Linked DNA regions of Homo sapiens: region 2 is linked to region 1. A link is a loop called in an ENCODE intact Hi-C map of the cell type or tissue named here. Cell type or tissue: heart left ventricle. All regions are shown on one strand.

The links. A loop is a pair of places that touch in the nucleus more often than their neighbours do. Peaks named below come from ENCODE experiments on the same cell type or tissue, not always from the same donor. Only the 100,000 strongest peaks of a DNase experiment are listed, where the experiment ranks them.
Region 2: it touches region 1 in a loop (3-fold over the local background); 16 of 110 quality-filtered maps call a loop at or near these places.

What each region holds. Positions count from the first base shown.
Region 1 is chr5:152,267,267-152,275,266 of GRCh38, forward strand. It overlaps LINC01933 (long intergenic non-protein coding RNA 1933), which reads left to right. Exons shown (of 3, transcript NR_109876.1): 2 at 1-89; 3 at 2,929-3,183. Among named protein-coding and RNA genes, the nearest start is that of NMUR2, 130 kb to the right of the region's middle. In heart left ventricle, a CTCF peak has its summit at 4,362 (motif pointing left); no DNase peak of the experiment used is centred here; H3K27ac peaks cover 2,048 bases.
Region 2 is chr5:152,143,140-152,151,139 of GRCh38, forward strand. All of the region lies in intron 1 of LINC01933 (long intergenic non-protein coding RNA 1933), which reads left to right. Among named protein-coding and RNA genes, the nearest start is that of LINC01933, 190 kb to the left of the region's middle. In heart left ventricle, a CTCF peak has its summit at 106; no DNase peak of the experiment used is centred here.

The sequences.
Region 1 (8,000 bases):
TATCTGAGTAGGCTGAACCATCGGTGAAAAGGAGGCCAAGCATCTCAAAAATAGGACACGTGAGAGTATGGAGCCAATGTGACACTCAGGTGAGTTAGCCTTATGATCCCTAAGCATGCAGTCCTTGGACCAGATGCATCAGGATCTTCTGGTAAGTGTGCTAAAATATAGGCTACTGAGACCCACCCTATGTCTGTCAAATCAGAATATTCTAAGGAAGCAGGTCCCAGGGAATATATATTTTAAAGCTCCCTAAATACACTTCATGGGCTGCCAGATTTGGGAATCGCAGGATTAGGTAGCTACCTAAATGAAGACACTTAAATGTGCCAAAAGCTTCTCTTTCACCCATCCATTTATCCATCTATTCACCCATCCATCAACCAAACATGTGCCAGTATCTGGTATTTGCTTCATGACCTGCTACTGCTGTGGTGGGTGCAAAGATAAATGATCAATGTTCTCAAAGAGTCAATAGTCTAAGAGAATGGATGAATGAAGTATAAATAATAAAAGATGTGCTATGAAGTACGATAGGGGTCCAGAAAAGTATATACTTATTCCAGATTGTGGCAGAAGACTCTGGAGAGGTTTCGTTTTATATAATGGCATGAATTCCCCTTCAGATCCATCTCTAAATCAAGCTTCACCTACTTCTGACTGTTTGTGTTAGATACCAATCCTATGGATTTCTATAGTTTTCTGGAATTACTTTTTACACACTACAGTAGAGTTATGTGGCTGCTTCCATGTTTTACTTAGAAGCTGAGAGCTTGATAAAAGTGAAGGCTGCATCTTAATCATCACCTTTTCCCCCACCTCCTAGCTAGGGTCTGGCTCTGCCTAAGCAGCTGCCATTGGTGCTCAATAAACATTGAAGAAGTTGGGTTGTTGCACTGGTTATGCAAAGAAAGGGACACAGTGGGTGTAAGCGTGGGGCGGGGAGCAAAGCTGGGACCAATCATGGAACACCTAGAATTTGAATCAAATTTGGGCTTTAGTTTTTAGGCAATGAGCCTAAGACAATTTTGGAAGCATCCTTTGTTCACAAAAAAGTTAGAAATGGTGAGAACTAGGGCAGTCTATCACAAAGTGTGGGAGAGGTAATTTTATATGTAAACTATTATAAATCACATTTGAGTTATGAAGTGAGACAATTATTCCCTTTGCAGTTTCATTTCATTCTGTCTAATTATTTCAGGGAGACATTCTGAATTGGGTGCTAGTATTTTAACACTTCTCTAACACTTTCTCTTTTTAAATTTTGTTTATTTTTAATTGACAAATAATAATTGTGTATATTTATGGGGTACATTGGGCATGGAGGGTGGGTTATTCTGTGATGTCTTGACCTGTGTGTACATTGTAACACTTCTCTAATACTTTCTAATCCAGCCATCCCCAACCTTTTTGGCACCAGGAACCAGTTTTGTGGAAGACGATTTTTCCACAGATGGTTGGGGGATGATTTTGGGATGGAACTATTCCACCTCAGATCATCAGGCATTAGATTCTCATAAGAAGCATGCAACGTAGATCCCTCACATATACAGTTCACAATAGGGTTCATGGTTCTATGAGAATCTAATGCTGCCACTGATCTAACAGGAGGCAGAGCTCAGCTGATAATGCTTTTTCACCTGCTACTGACTTCCTGCTGTGTTGCCCAGTTCCTAACAGGCCATAGACTGGTACCAGTCCATAGCCTGGGGCTTGAGGACCCCTGCTCTATGATGTCTATACAACAATAAAATTGCCTAATGATACATTTCTCAGAATGTATACCCATCATTAAGTGACACATGGCTGCTTGTGTATTTTTATATATAGCTAAATGTGGCTAGATTAGATGTGATATCTCTTTGGATGCAGGGATAGGTGGGCAAGTTTCTAAAACACGAAACTAACTGTGTCTTTTCTCTGCTTAAGAACCTTCCATGACTCCCTGTTGTTCATAACCGGATAAATTCTAAGCTGCCTAACTCAGAATTCTAGCTTAGAGATGTCTACGCCTGGCTGCTCCCAACAGTTAGTCTCATGTCCTGTCTCAAACATGGGGCTTCAGTAAGAATGAAATTTCCAAGGAGAATTTTATATTCTGCATGCCTTTAAAGGCTCAAGCCTGGAGACCCCCCTTCTTGCCTCTCTTACCCTTTTCACCAGGGCACCCTCTATTCATCCTTCCAGAGCCTTCTCTGGGAAGTCCTTTCCCAAAGCCCACTTCCCAGCCTAAGCTTAGTGCTATTTCTGTAGATACCCAGAAACACATCAACTATATGTACAGTTTACCCTAGTATGTCAAAGTTATAGTTACTGCCTTAGGAGGGATTTTGAGCTTTTCATCTTTATTACTCGGGCTTCTGCTACTGTGTCAAGCAGGTAGTTGACACTCAACAAATGTTTGTTTAGCCTAACTCAGCAGAACACATGGAGTGTGTTCACATGGAGTAACCTGATTTTGCTTAGTCTGCAACATTTCTTGCATGCATCCCCTGCTTGCAGTCTCAATTACAGTCATCCTGTTTCAGTTTTCTTAACTTGTCACTCCCTTCCTCTGATAACTTTTGCCATACCTCTGTATAACATGGCCTACTTTTTGAAAAAGATTTTTTTACATTCACCTACATTTGTCTCAAATTTTTTTTTAAAAGAAACTTTGTATTACTACCGTCATTGAAAACCTTCATCACTTGGCACAAAAGAAAGTTTAAAAAATACAACAAAAGACATTCTACTAAATTCTGGCTAGACAACCTTGCCTGCTCTAGTAGATGCACTGAGACCATTAATGAATCTTTCATCCCACCTTGTGTCATATTCTTTGCCACATGACTTTGGGTCTCCCTCACTACTAGGCAAGTTCCTGTCTCCATCTCTTGATTCTGAATTCAGCCATAATACTTGCTCTCCCCAATGTTGTTTTAGCAGATTTGACACATACAGAAGCGTGAAAAACTCTTGTGTGACTGGGATAGCTCCTCTGCAATGAGAACATGCCTGGGATAATGTACTGAAAAGATGTGAGAAATACATGAAGCAGAGTCCAGTCATCCCAGCCAAGAACCAGCTGTGAATGTAACCGCATGACTTTGAGGCAAGTCCAGACCAAGAACAAAGAACCACTGGTCTTAAAGACAGACCTGCAGATTCCTGAGCTAAATAAAAGTTTATTGTTGAAAGGCACTGAGTTGTTTTTGTTTCCTACAGATATTAATGTGGCAATAGATAGCTAATATACCTGCCAAGGCTCTGAGCCTGAGACATGTTTTCTCTTTGCTAAAAAGATAGATTAGAACAGGGGTCCCCAAACCCCAGGCCACAGACTGGTACAGGTCTGTGGCCTATTGGGAATTGAGCCACACAGCAGGAGTGGTGGGTGAGCCAGCATTATCACCTGAGCTCTGCCTCCTGTCAGATCGGCAGAGGCATTAGATACTCATAAGAGCATGAACCCTATTGCAAACTGCATATGCAAAGAATCTAGGTTGTGTGCTCTTTATGAGAATCTAATCCTGATGATCCAAGGTGGAACAGTTTCATCTGGAAACCATCCCCCTTCCCTGCTTGGGGAAAATTGTCTTCCACAAAACTGGTCCCTGGTGCCAAAAAGGTTGGGGACTGCTGTCATAGAGCATATTTACACAAACCTAGGTGGTATAGCCTGCTACACACCTAGGCTATATGGTATAGCCTATGACTCCTAGGCTACAATCCTGTACAACTTGTTACTATATTGAATGCTGTGGGGAATTGTAACACAATGGTATTTGTGTATCTAAACATATCTAAAAATAGAAAAGATATAGTAACATAGGTTATTATAATCTTATGGGACCATTGTTATATATGCTGGCCATTGTGGACCAAATATTTATAACCTGTGACTATATACATATATATAACATATATGTGTGTTTATATTTATATTTATAATACATTTATTTACATAAATTTTTCTCTACAAAAATTCCTGCCAGGTAGTTTTCCTCCTTCTGTTTGCAAACCTCCAGTGACAGGTGGCTTATTATTAGCAAATGAGCCTGTTACAGTCCTGATTGTAACTGGATGAAAAAGATAGACTTCAGCAACACAAAACTGGAAATGGGGATTGTTGCAGTAATCCAGGTGAGGGACATGGAAGAGCCAAAACGAGCAGGAAGAGTCCGGATGTAATGATAGAGAAGCGAACTCCTTTGGTTGATGCTAAGTGCCAAAAAAATGTGAATTGTGTAAAATGTGAATTGTAAAGTGGTTGTGCTCACTTTAGAGCCCAAACTTACTGCATGAACAACTCCCAAACCACACAAATATCTACTTTTCCTTTAAATGGACAAAGCAATGCTGACACCCAGTGGCTGGTTCAGATTACCCACAGCTCTCAGAGAGAGGATCCCAAGGGAGATGAAAGTCAACTTGCTCAGCCCCGACCATCAGAGCACAACCCAGGATCTTTAGCTGAAAGGGCGAGTCTAAATTCAGCCAGTAATAGCCAGCCATGTGATGTGTTTGACACCACATAAAGGATAGTTCCCGGTAAGTTTAATGCAGATAAAAGACCCAAATTTAACCTGCAGATGAGAAGAGTGTTGAATCAAAGTCAGCCCCTTGGGAAACAGAGACAAAAGCAATTACCCTGAGTTCCCTGGAAAACTCCCATCCAAAGCACCAATAAGAAATGAAATAGTTAAATAGTTGACTGGCTTTGGTTGGAAGCCAGTCAACTCCCATTCTGACACAGAGTCAGGATGTGATAAAACAACAAGGAACTTGACAAATTGAATGGACAAACTGGTCCAAGGGGGGAAATGAGTTTGCTAAGGCCTAAAAGCAAGCTAATGGCAGAGAGGAAACACTAGTGTGCTTCCTGCCTGACCAGACTTAACAGCTGGAGCTCTAGTAGCCATCTTGAACCATGTGACAAGGGCCACAATCTTAGGATGGTAGAGAGGAAAGTAGAAGAGTCTGTTCATGAACAAATTCATGGGGCTGTCATACCAACCTGCAGTGTAGATCAGATTTTTATGAACTCTCATCCATGCTCAAAATGTCAATTATCATCTGAATGTCATTGATGCTGATTGTCTATCTACTTGATGTCGCCATTTGAACATCACAGAGGAACGTTCAGAACAAAACTCAGGATCTTCTCCCCACAAATTTGGTTTTCCTTCAGTGTCCCTAAATGACACCACCATCCAGTGCACAAACCAGAAGTAGAGGAGACATCCTTGACTCCTTTCTTTTCCCTGACCCCCATAACTAAAAAATCACAAGGCTTGAAAACATGACTTTATATTAACCCACTTCTTAATATTCTTTTCATCATTGCTCCAATCCTCCCTGCTTTATCCATTGGACACATTTTGCTTGTTTGTTTATCACCTCTTTCCTCCGTAAAAGAATGCCAGCTTCCATGCCTGCCCCACTTTGCATTCTGCTGCTCTTTCTTCAGACACTCTATTTTATTACAGTCTATTATTTTCTTCATACCTTTTATCTGCATCTGAAATGATGTGTATTTGTCTATGAGACTAGGGGTCTCATCTGTCTTGTCCGTGGTTTTTGACTAATGTAGTGAGAAAAGAGCAGAGATTTTGTCTATTTGCCTCACTATTGTATAACTAGCACTCAGAACTGTGCCTAGTACAAAGTAGGTGCTTAATGAATGCTTCTTGGTGAGTAAATATGAATATAGATACACATGTAATGTACATATAGTGCTTGGGCAGTAGGAGGATCTGGCAAAGGAGGTCCTGGGTTAGCAATTACCTGGTTACAGACTGCAACTCAATTACCTGTGCCTTGTTATTTTTGTAGTCAATGGTGTGAAAGCCAATGTTGCGTATCTGCCAAGGACTCGAAAAGGCAGTCTGAGGTTTGATATCATCATCATCATCTGATGAAAAAAAGATCAAACCTAGCTCTGAAAGGGGAAGTAGGGTACCTGGTGGATGTTGTCTTAGGTCAACTTGGGCTGCCACTTTTATTTTCTGTTGCTTTCCCTAACAGCCAGCGTCTATAAGGAAGGTGGTTGTCTACTTGTTCGTGCCATAGTTTAGCTGGTTTTTGACTGAATCCATGAAAGAAAAGGAAGGAAGGAGGGAGGGAGGGAAGGAAAGGGATAGAAAAGGAAGGGAAGAAAGGAAGAAAGAAGAGACAGAGAGACAGAGAACGAACCTGTTCTATGTAAAGTATTACAAGGGAAATAAAGAGAAGGTCTTTATACTTCCTGTTTTGTTCATTCCCTGACCCCACATTTGAATTCTTTATGTAACAGCCAGAATAATCCTTCCCTCTCCCTCTCTCCTCCTCTTATTCCGTCTCTCTCTCTTTTCCTCCTTTCTTTTCTCATTGGCTTAATAAAATAAAGTGAATTTTTACTCCATAACAACTCAACATTAGTGTTCCTGGTTAGCATGGGGCCACTCATATGATTATCTAGGAGCCCCAACAGGGTACCTTTGTCTTGATACTCTGAGCTCTTTTAGGGCCTCAGAGATTTCTACAAACCAGGAAAGAATAGGAAGGATCCTGCATGGAGTGTTTTTATAAGTCAAGTGCATGATCTCTGTAAGATATAAGTTGTATAGTGTCCTACCCTGCGTAAAACTTTCAGTGGCTTCCAGCCACCTTAGAATAAAACTCAAATTCTTCACTGTGGCCTACAGGGTGCTACATGATTGTTCTCACTTGCCTTTTTAAAATTTTATTTTTAACTAACAAATGTTAATTATACATATTTATGGGGTACAATGTGATGTGATGTTTCAATACATGAACACATTGTGAAATGATCAAATTAGGTGGATCCATCATCTCAAATACTTACAGTTTCTTTGTGGTGAGATTTAAAATCCAGTCTTTTGAATTATTAACTGTAATTACCATGCTATGTAATAGACCACCAGAACCTTTTCCTCCTAACTGAAACTTCAACCAACATCTCTCCTTTCCCTGTCCACAACCCCCTGCCCCACCTCCAGCCTCTGGTAACCACCATTCTACTCTCTACTTTTTTTTTTTTTTGTCCATGTGTTCTCATTGTTCGTCTCCCACTTATGAGTAATAACATGCAGTGTTTGGTTTTTTGTTCCTGTGTTAGTCTGCTGTCTACTCTCTAATTCTGAGTTCAACTTTTTTTAGATCCAACATACAAACGAGATGAGATCATGTGGTATTTGTCTCTCTGTGCTTAGCTCATTTCACTTGGCATGATGTCCTCTAAGTTCATTCATATTATCTTAAATGAAAGGATTTCCTGCTTTTTAAGGAGTAATAGTATGGCATTGTGTGCATATACTGCATTTAAAAAATCCATTCATCTATTGATAGGCACTTAGGTTGATTCCCTATCTTGGCTATTGTGAATAATGCTGCAGTGAACATAGGAGTGCAGATAACTCTTCAACATACTGATGGCATTTTCTTTGGATATATTCCCAAAAGTGGGATTGCTGGATCATATGGTAATTCTATTTTTAAATTTTTGAAGAGCCTTCATACTGTTTTCCAAAATGGCTGTACTAATTTGCAATACTACCAACAGTGTACAAGGGTTCCCTTTTCTCCACATCCTCATCAACACTTATCTTTCATCTTTTTGATCATGGCTAATTTAACAGGCACGAGGTAATATCTCATTTTAGTTTTAATATGCATTTCTCTGATGATTAGAGATGTCGAACATTTTTTAATATATCTGTTGGCCATTCTTATGTCTCCTTTTGAGAAATGTTTATTCAGCTTCTTTGCCCTTAAAATAGAGTTATTTGTTTTCATGTTATTGAGTAGTTTGAGTTAATTGTATATTTTGGATATTAACTCCTTATCCAAAATTAACCTACACAACTGTGGCCAATTAATTTTCAACAAAGGTGCCAAGAACACACAACAGGGAAATAACATTCTCTTCATTCCCTTTAGTTGGTAAAACTAAATATCCACATGCAGAATGAAAATTGATCCTCATCTCACCATGTATATAAGAATCAGCTTAAAAC
Region 2 (8,000 bases), 120 kb before region 1:
CCCTTCAGTCACAACAGGCCTCTCCAAAGGCTGTCTCAGAGAAGTGTACTTTTAGATCATTCCGTGGCTTAACTTATCCACATCTCTGTTTGCCACCCCATTTTGGTTATGTTCCCCAAACATTCTATTCCCTTAAGCTCAGTTGTGCTATTCTTTTTCCCCTTATCTCTTTTGTAATAAATCTGGATGAAATTACTTGTATATGGCATCACAAACCGCATCCTTTGGGTCTTATATTTAGACTCTGATTTTAGAGAAGGGCCAAACAGAGGCTTAGAGTGGTGAAATGACCTGTCCAAAGTGACAAAGACCCAGCAGGGACTAAAACTCAGACTACCCCATCCTGTTTCATTTCCCTTTCCTCGATACGCATCTTCCCATAGAAAGACAATATATCCCAGTGGTGAGGCTGAAAGCTCTGGAGACAGAGGTCCTGGGCTTGACTCCTGGCTTTGCCATGCGTTGGCTGTGTGATATTGGATAGGGTATCCTTTAAGCTTTTATGTGCCTCTGTGTTCTCATCTAATAGAGTGGTTGTGAGAGTGAAATAACGTAAGGCAGATAAAGCATTCAGTATAGTATCTGGCACATAGTAGGTGCTCAATAAATAATATTTACCATTAGTTCCATGATTGCCTAGTGGTATTAGTTGGAAATTATTTTTGGTGGTTCTGTAATGGAACTGCTAGAACAAAATTTCCTAAGTTTTTTTTTTTCATTAAACATAAAAATCTACCTCTTTCCAAATGGAAGCACCTTCTAGCTAGAGTGAGCAAACTGGGAGGTGGGAGAGTTTAGGGAAAATATTTAAGTAACTGATGTATAGCTTTCTAGAGACAGTGTGGTTCAAGATGAGACTGGAAAAGCTACTGGGAGGTAGGTGGCCTTGAATGCAGGAATTTGGCTTTATTCTGCATGCAATAGGGGGTCATGGCTGATGCTTGAATATGGCAGTTTTTATTTTCCCATTTCCCTTGTATGGATTGCTTCTCCTGCTCCTACAGTGTGAGGGCTGTCAAGAGCTCGAATGATTGCTGTTCTTATCACGTGTGCACGTGCACATGAACACACCCATCTTGGGGCTTTCAGTATTCCAATCACCTTGAGGTTGTCGCCAAGGAGCCTAGTGTTGCTTGCAGCCACGTCAGAATGAAGAACAAGCTGGGCCGTCACAGTCTGCTGGTGGTGGGGGCTTGTCACTTCTAGATGGAGTGTTGTTCCCGTGCATGGAAATCGCTGGTGTGGGCGAAAAAAAGCTGAGGATACTGGCAGAGGGGAAAGAAAGGAGGCAAGTGGCTGCTTGAATGCAGGAGGGGAAAGAGAGAGAGACTTTTCTGCCATTTCTGTAGGGATTGTCCCCAGGAAAGAGACAGTCAGTCATGTGAGCAAAGGATGCCTTGACTTCCTCAGGGTGTACTTCATCTCCTGTTGCTGGCTACAGATGGCTGAAGTCAATGCTTTATTCCTCCTCTTGCTTGGCACTTTCACTTTCTGGATTTTGCCAATTGTTATTTGCTGGGGTGAGCAGGAGATGTAACTGGGAGAAAGGAAACAGGTAGGGTTGTGATAGATGTTTCAAATGGAAGCTTAATGGAATTTGCCCTTTGGGGAATGCAGCCCTTACAACCCGCATCAGGGACTCAATGACTTGGAGCTCCAAGTGTCCCTGATGACCTTTTCTGTTAGAGGCAGATTGGCAGGCCTGTAGGCTATGCGTGGATGCATTTGTTTTGGCACTAGAGTGCTCTTTTTTTTTTTTTTTTCAATGTTAGGATGAGATGACACAATTTTAAAATTTGATTTTTTTTTTTTCATTTAGAAATTTGAATTTCTGGCTTCTCTTGAAAACCAGATCATTTGATGACACTGGTCTGCATTCCCCCTTGGCAGCAATCTATAAGTAAAAAAAAGACTCTGCCCTGCTTTAAATAGGTCAAGAATTCTCTAGTTCCCTACAGTTTCCACCCTGATCCATTATCTTGATCAGCTTGGCCTTGTAAACACTTTGTAACCCAACAGTATATGATCCCTGCCTGATCCAGGCTAACCTCCCCATTTTAGAAATAAGAGCTGTGAGGTTCAGAGAGGGCCTTCGGTTTACCCATGGTCATACAGCCTCCCCCATGGACAGAGTAGGCTCCATTTACATATGATTTGAGGGGTGATCAAAAGCACTTACCCTTTTTCCTTTACTTCCAAGTGAAAAATTTACCTCTCACCCTGGCCTTCTGTTCATTAGCAGTCTAAAATGGACTCAAGAAAGAGAATTATTTGGCTATATTACCTTTCTGGCCTTCTTTAAATCATATGTTATATCTTTTGCTCTTTTCTGCTTATTTAGCTAACCTCACTCTGACCCGCTCTGACTCACTCAGACACTCAGGTAGGCCAGATGGTGTTGCTGTTGAAACTGAGGCAGTGGAGACAGAGCCTCGAATCCTCGGGTAAAAATCACAGTTCTGGGTCTGAGGCTCCTCATCTGGCAGAAAGTGTTCATAACCTCAGGAGGTGGTTATGAAGATTAAAAGAAGCAAAAAGTTGAATGTGTTTATCATAGTAGTAGCAAATTGGAAAAAATAGTAACTCAGTGTTAGAAGTTATTATTCTAGAGAGACTCAGAACTGAAGGTGTCCCAGGAGATCGTACTGTCCAACTGGCTCATTTTTGTGGTGAAAGCCATAACGTGCTTATAGTAAAAATCTGAGTGGAGAAGAAAATACAGTAAAATATAAAAGGATTTTTCTCCCTATCACTACCTTCATTTCAGTCTAATTTCCCCAGAGGCAATAACTGTTAAGTTTCTTGCGTGTCCTTTCAGATATTTTATTTGCATATACATTATAAATAACTTGCATCCTGTATTTTGACACAAATGTAATCAGACTACTCATGCTGTTCTGATACTTGCATTTTTTATTTAACAATATGTAGTAGATCTCCTTTCATGTCAGCGCATGAGGGTTTTTTTTCTGTTTTCAATGGCCCGTTTATTTCACAGGAAGTTTATACTATAGCTTACAGACCAACGAATGTATTCTGCAAAAGACCAGATACCTAATATTGTAGGCTTTGTTGGTCATAGGATCTCTGTACCACCTATTTCTCCTCCCCTTTCTCTTCTTCCTCCTCTTTCTTGTCCTATTTCTCTTTTTAACAATGCTTTGAAGATGTAAAGACCATTTTTAGCTCACAAGTCATACCTCAACAGGCTGTGAGCCCGATTTGGCGCATGTGGTAGCTCATTTACACAACTTTTGGGTAGACAGGTTGCTACTACACATAATGCTGCAACGGGCATCTCTGTGCTGCATCTTTCAGTGTTCATTTGAGTTTACTTGTAGGATATATTCACAGGAGTGGAATTACTGGGACACGTTTCTTAATCGTGAAAGATATTCCATCAAACTCCTCATTTATAGGTGGTATAAGAGGTCCAGTGAAGAGACTGATCCAGAGTTGCTCAGCAAGTCGGTGGTAAGAGCAGGACTAAAACTTCCTTTCCCAGCACTTAACTAGGGCTCCTTCCGCTGTTGTGCAGACCCTATCTGATATGGTTTGGCTGTGTCTCCACCCAAATCTTATCTTGGATTGTGGTTCCCATAATCCCCACGTGCCATAGGAGGGACCCCACGGGAGGTAATTTAATCACGGGGGAGGTTACCCTCATGCTGTTCTTGAGACAGTAAGTTCTCACGAGATATGAGGGTTTTATAAGGGGCTTTTCCCTTTTACTTGATACTTTTTTTGATGCCGCCGTGTGAAGAAGGACATGTTTGCTTCCCTTTCTGCCATGATTGTAAGTTTCCTGAGGCCTCTCCAGCCATGTTGAACTCTGAGTCAATTAAACCTCTTTCCTTTATAAATTTCCCAGTCTCTGGTATGTCTTTATTAGCAGCATGAGAATAGACTGATACATCCCTGCTGAGGGCTCACAGGGAATTTGTTGTGGGACATGGAGTTGGAAAGACCCAAGCTTTCTCAAGTCCAGAGGGAGGCGCAGAGCAGGGTCACAGAACCGAGGGACCTCAACACTGTCAGATCTCTTTCCCCTCCTGTCTCATTTCTGCTTCTTGCAGTTGCTTTCGATGATGTGGGGCAGAAGCTCCAGGGTCAGTTTTATGTCATGTGTGTGGCCTGAAAGGAAAAGAAAGCTTTTGACTGCAATTAACAGAAAACACACAAAAGAAGCTTTTGCTTGCAATTAACAGAAAACTCTGGCACAAACAAATATAAATACAGTTTATTACATCACATAACTCCAAGTTCAGAGGCAGGGCAGTCTCTAGGCAACATTCAGGCAGTGGCTGGATACTGTCCTCATGGACTCTGGGTCTTTCTGCTTCCTGTTTCTGTTCTCAGTGCTGGCTTCATCTTTAAGCTGGTGATGAAAGGGTTGAACTAGTTCCAAGTGTCACATGTAGAACCAGTGATAGTCTGTGTCTTCTTCTCAGGAAAGAGAAAACTTTCCCAGCATACCTGTAGCATATTTCCCTTGATTGGCCAAAACTGGGACACATGACAGCTGTTGACTCAATTCCTGATAAGAGGGATGAGAATACCATCATTGACTTAGAAAAATGATCTGGGGATGAATGGATGTTGGGGCATCTACTGCCCTGACTATTACGCAGTGCTTATTTCTGAACTCAGGTCTGGAAACTTACAGAGATTAATTTGAATTGGATTATTTTAGGTTACATACCCATTTCTTAGACCAATCCCTATGGTCAATAGGCCATTGTAGTTGCCAAGCTTGACCAATGGCTGTGGTGTAAGCATATGGCAAGCTTTGAGAACAGAGAAAAGGTGAGGAGAATCTGCTTCCCCAAAAGAAAGATACCTTCCACTGGTGTGCACTTCACCCTTCAGAAGATCCCAGGTCTTCGGAGGCAGCCTAAGTAGAGGAGAAGCACTAGCATTGAAGTCAGATGTCTTAGCTGAGAATCCTGCCTCTGCTATTCACTAGGCTGGATTTCCTGTTTCAGTGCCAGAGTCTATCCAATGGGGATAATTATGCCCAGGATAGGCAGCCAATCTCACAGGTACCTTATGAGGACTGATAAGGAAATGGTGAAAATAAAGCAAGGGACCCTCCAGACATTATAACCTGAGGGATGCTATCTGGTCCTACGGTGTCTCTGGACAGTGGGAGGAAGGGGTCTTTCTCTCTAGGCCCCGTGTGCTTACAACCCAGTGTTGTGGGGAGGAGTAACCTTGGAGGAGGGGCGCTGGAGGGGACAGGGAGAGCAGACAGCAGTGCACAGGTGGAGCCTCAGACTGAGGCTTGTCCCTGCTTCCTTCTCCAGGGGCCCTGCCCTATTTCTCTGCCTTTTCTCCTTCTGACCTCTCTGTACACTATTTTGAGACCCAACTGACTATCAGTTCTCAACAGATTACTCTCATCCTTCCTTTTAAATAATTCTTTGTTAGCATTGAAAAGACACATTCGGCTGGGCATTGTGGCTCACACCTTTAATCCCAGCACTTTGGGAGGCCGAGGCAGGTGGATCGCTTGAGGTTAGGAGTTTGAGACCAGGCTGGCCAACATGGAGAAACCTTGTCTCTACTAAAAATTCAAAAATGAGCCAGGCATGGTGGCGGGCACCTGTAATCCTAGCTACTTGGGAGGCTGAGGCAGGAGAATCGCTTGAACCTGGGAGGCACAGGTTGCAGTGAGCCGAGATCTGTCATTGCACTCCAGCCTTGGCAATGAGAGCAAATCTCCGTCTCAAAGGAAAAAAAAAAATACATTCAACCAAACTGTGCTTTTCACCTTTTGTCATTTTGCTAATATATATATTTTTAAATTTAAAAGTTTTCCTCTCTTCTGAATCTTTAAAATGTACTTGGGACATAACAGGATAGTTCAAACAATTTTACAGAGTGCAGACTTTAGGCATGCTAAAGCAAGAAAACACATGGTTGCTAACAAGTGGGGCTTACGTTCTAGTGATATCAGTGAGCAGAAGGCCATTCCTCTTCCCCTTCTTCCCACCACAGCACTGAGTGCCCTATCTGGGGACCTGGGCATCCTTCTGGAGCCAGTCTCTGAGAAAAGGCGGTGAGAAAATATTAAGGACTAAGAAAACAACTGAGAGAATTGTGGTCCCAATATTCCTTTCCCACAAAGGTTTCTTGAAAAATGGCAGCAATCCTAATTGCTGTTTATTAGCTATGCAACCCCTAGCAAACATTTGGCTTCCTTTGTGCTTAGTGTACTCATCTACAAAATGGAGACAAGATCTATCTCATAAGGTTATTGTGAAGATTACATTAGATCATCCAAGGACAATGGTGCATTGAGTGTGTAAGAGCATTGGCTCTGGGGTCAGGCTGCCTCCTTCATATCCTGTCTCTGCCTCTCTAGCATTGTGACACTGAATGATTTAGTTTACCTTCCTGTGCCTCAGTTTCCTGACCTACAAAATGGGAATTATAATAATAATATCTACCTCATAGGATTGTTGTAAAGATAAAATGATTCATATAAACTCTTTGATTCAGGCCTCACATCTAGAAGTGCTCAACAAAATTTACCATTTTGTCTACCTAAAAGTGTGGGGTTTTTCCAAATAAAACTATCTTTTAGACTATAAAACATTGTGATGACATCTATGTATTTTGCTGTTTAGAAAATGACCCTCAGTAGAAGGTTATCCCTCACAACTGAACCTTTGTAAGCCCTGCCTTCAGGACACAGATGGGCTGTCATGCTGTGCCTATCATTCACTGGACAAATTATAACTGAGCTTGCATTTCTCACATTGAACTATGATCAGTGCAGGCAGAGACACACAATACTAGGCAGAGCAAGACATGGGAAATGGCTCCAAAGAGCTTACCGGGGGAACAAATATATGCACATATGACCATAGATGATAATAAAAGGCACCTTGGAAATGCCAAATGGAGGGTGGCAAAGAGCTTCTGAGCAGGGAGAAAAACCTATGATGTCATTTCATCCTCAGCAATATGAACTGGCTGTGTGACTTTGGGCACATTGCTAGACCTTGGTGTGCCTCTATTTTCTCCTGCATTACAAAAGGAGATAAAATTGTATTATATTAGCAATCCTAAATTGGTATTCACAGATGGATTTTGTTTGGCGAATAGAGAGTTTTTAACTTTTGAATTAGGCATCAACATTTAAACCTTCAGAGACTTCATGGAAAACTCTAGATATTGAATTCTTTCTGGAAAATCCTAGCAACTGGTAACAGGTAGCTGGAATTAAGTAGCAACTTGCCACCATTTAAAAGATGAGGTATGTGGTTTTCAGGGCCCTCTGCTCCCAGTAGACTTTATTTCCACCTATGCGCTTGGCTCATTTCAATTTGCTGCCTGGACCCTGTAAGCATTTGAGTTTGTGACACCTGGAGCAGGTAATTTCCTTAGCATCTTTTTGTTCTTTCATGAGATTACTAAGTAGGGCAAGGGTTACTACATCCTCTCCAATGAAGAGGAAATAGTGAAAGTTGGAGAAATGGATATTTGGACACACAAAGAGATGGAAAACAGATGCAGGACTTGAAAACAGGCCTCAACTCCTTGTCTGTTATTTTCCTCTCTGACTGGTGTTTCACCCTTTCTCCAGGACCTAGAGTGTTTTATTGACTGTTTGGATGATGATTATGATGATAATTGCTATCATTTAGTATTTAGTATGTCTTAGGTGTTTTCTGTCACTTAATTATTTTGAGCTATTGCTATTAACATCCCATTTTGTAAAAGCGGAATTAGAGGTTTAAAAAAGCCAAGGAATTTGTAACTACACACTTATTAAGTACTGAAGCCAAAATTTGGACTCAGGTCTATCTGAGACCATATCCCTTGTCCTTAACCTTAAGAGTCACACAATTGTGGAGACAGGGCCAATGACTTGTCTTGTTGAATAATATCGATATATACATTTTAGAGAGATTAATTTTATACCTCAAATAGATGCTCATTTCACGTGCTGTAAGCATGAGACCCCTCTGAATAATACACAAATGATGAAA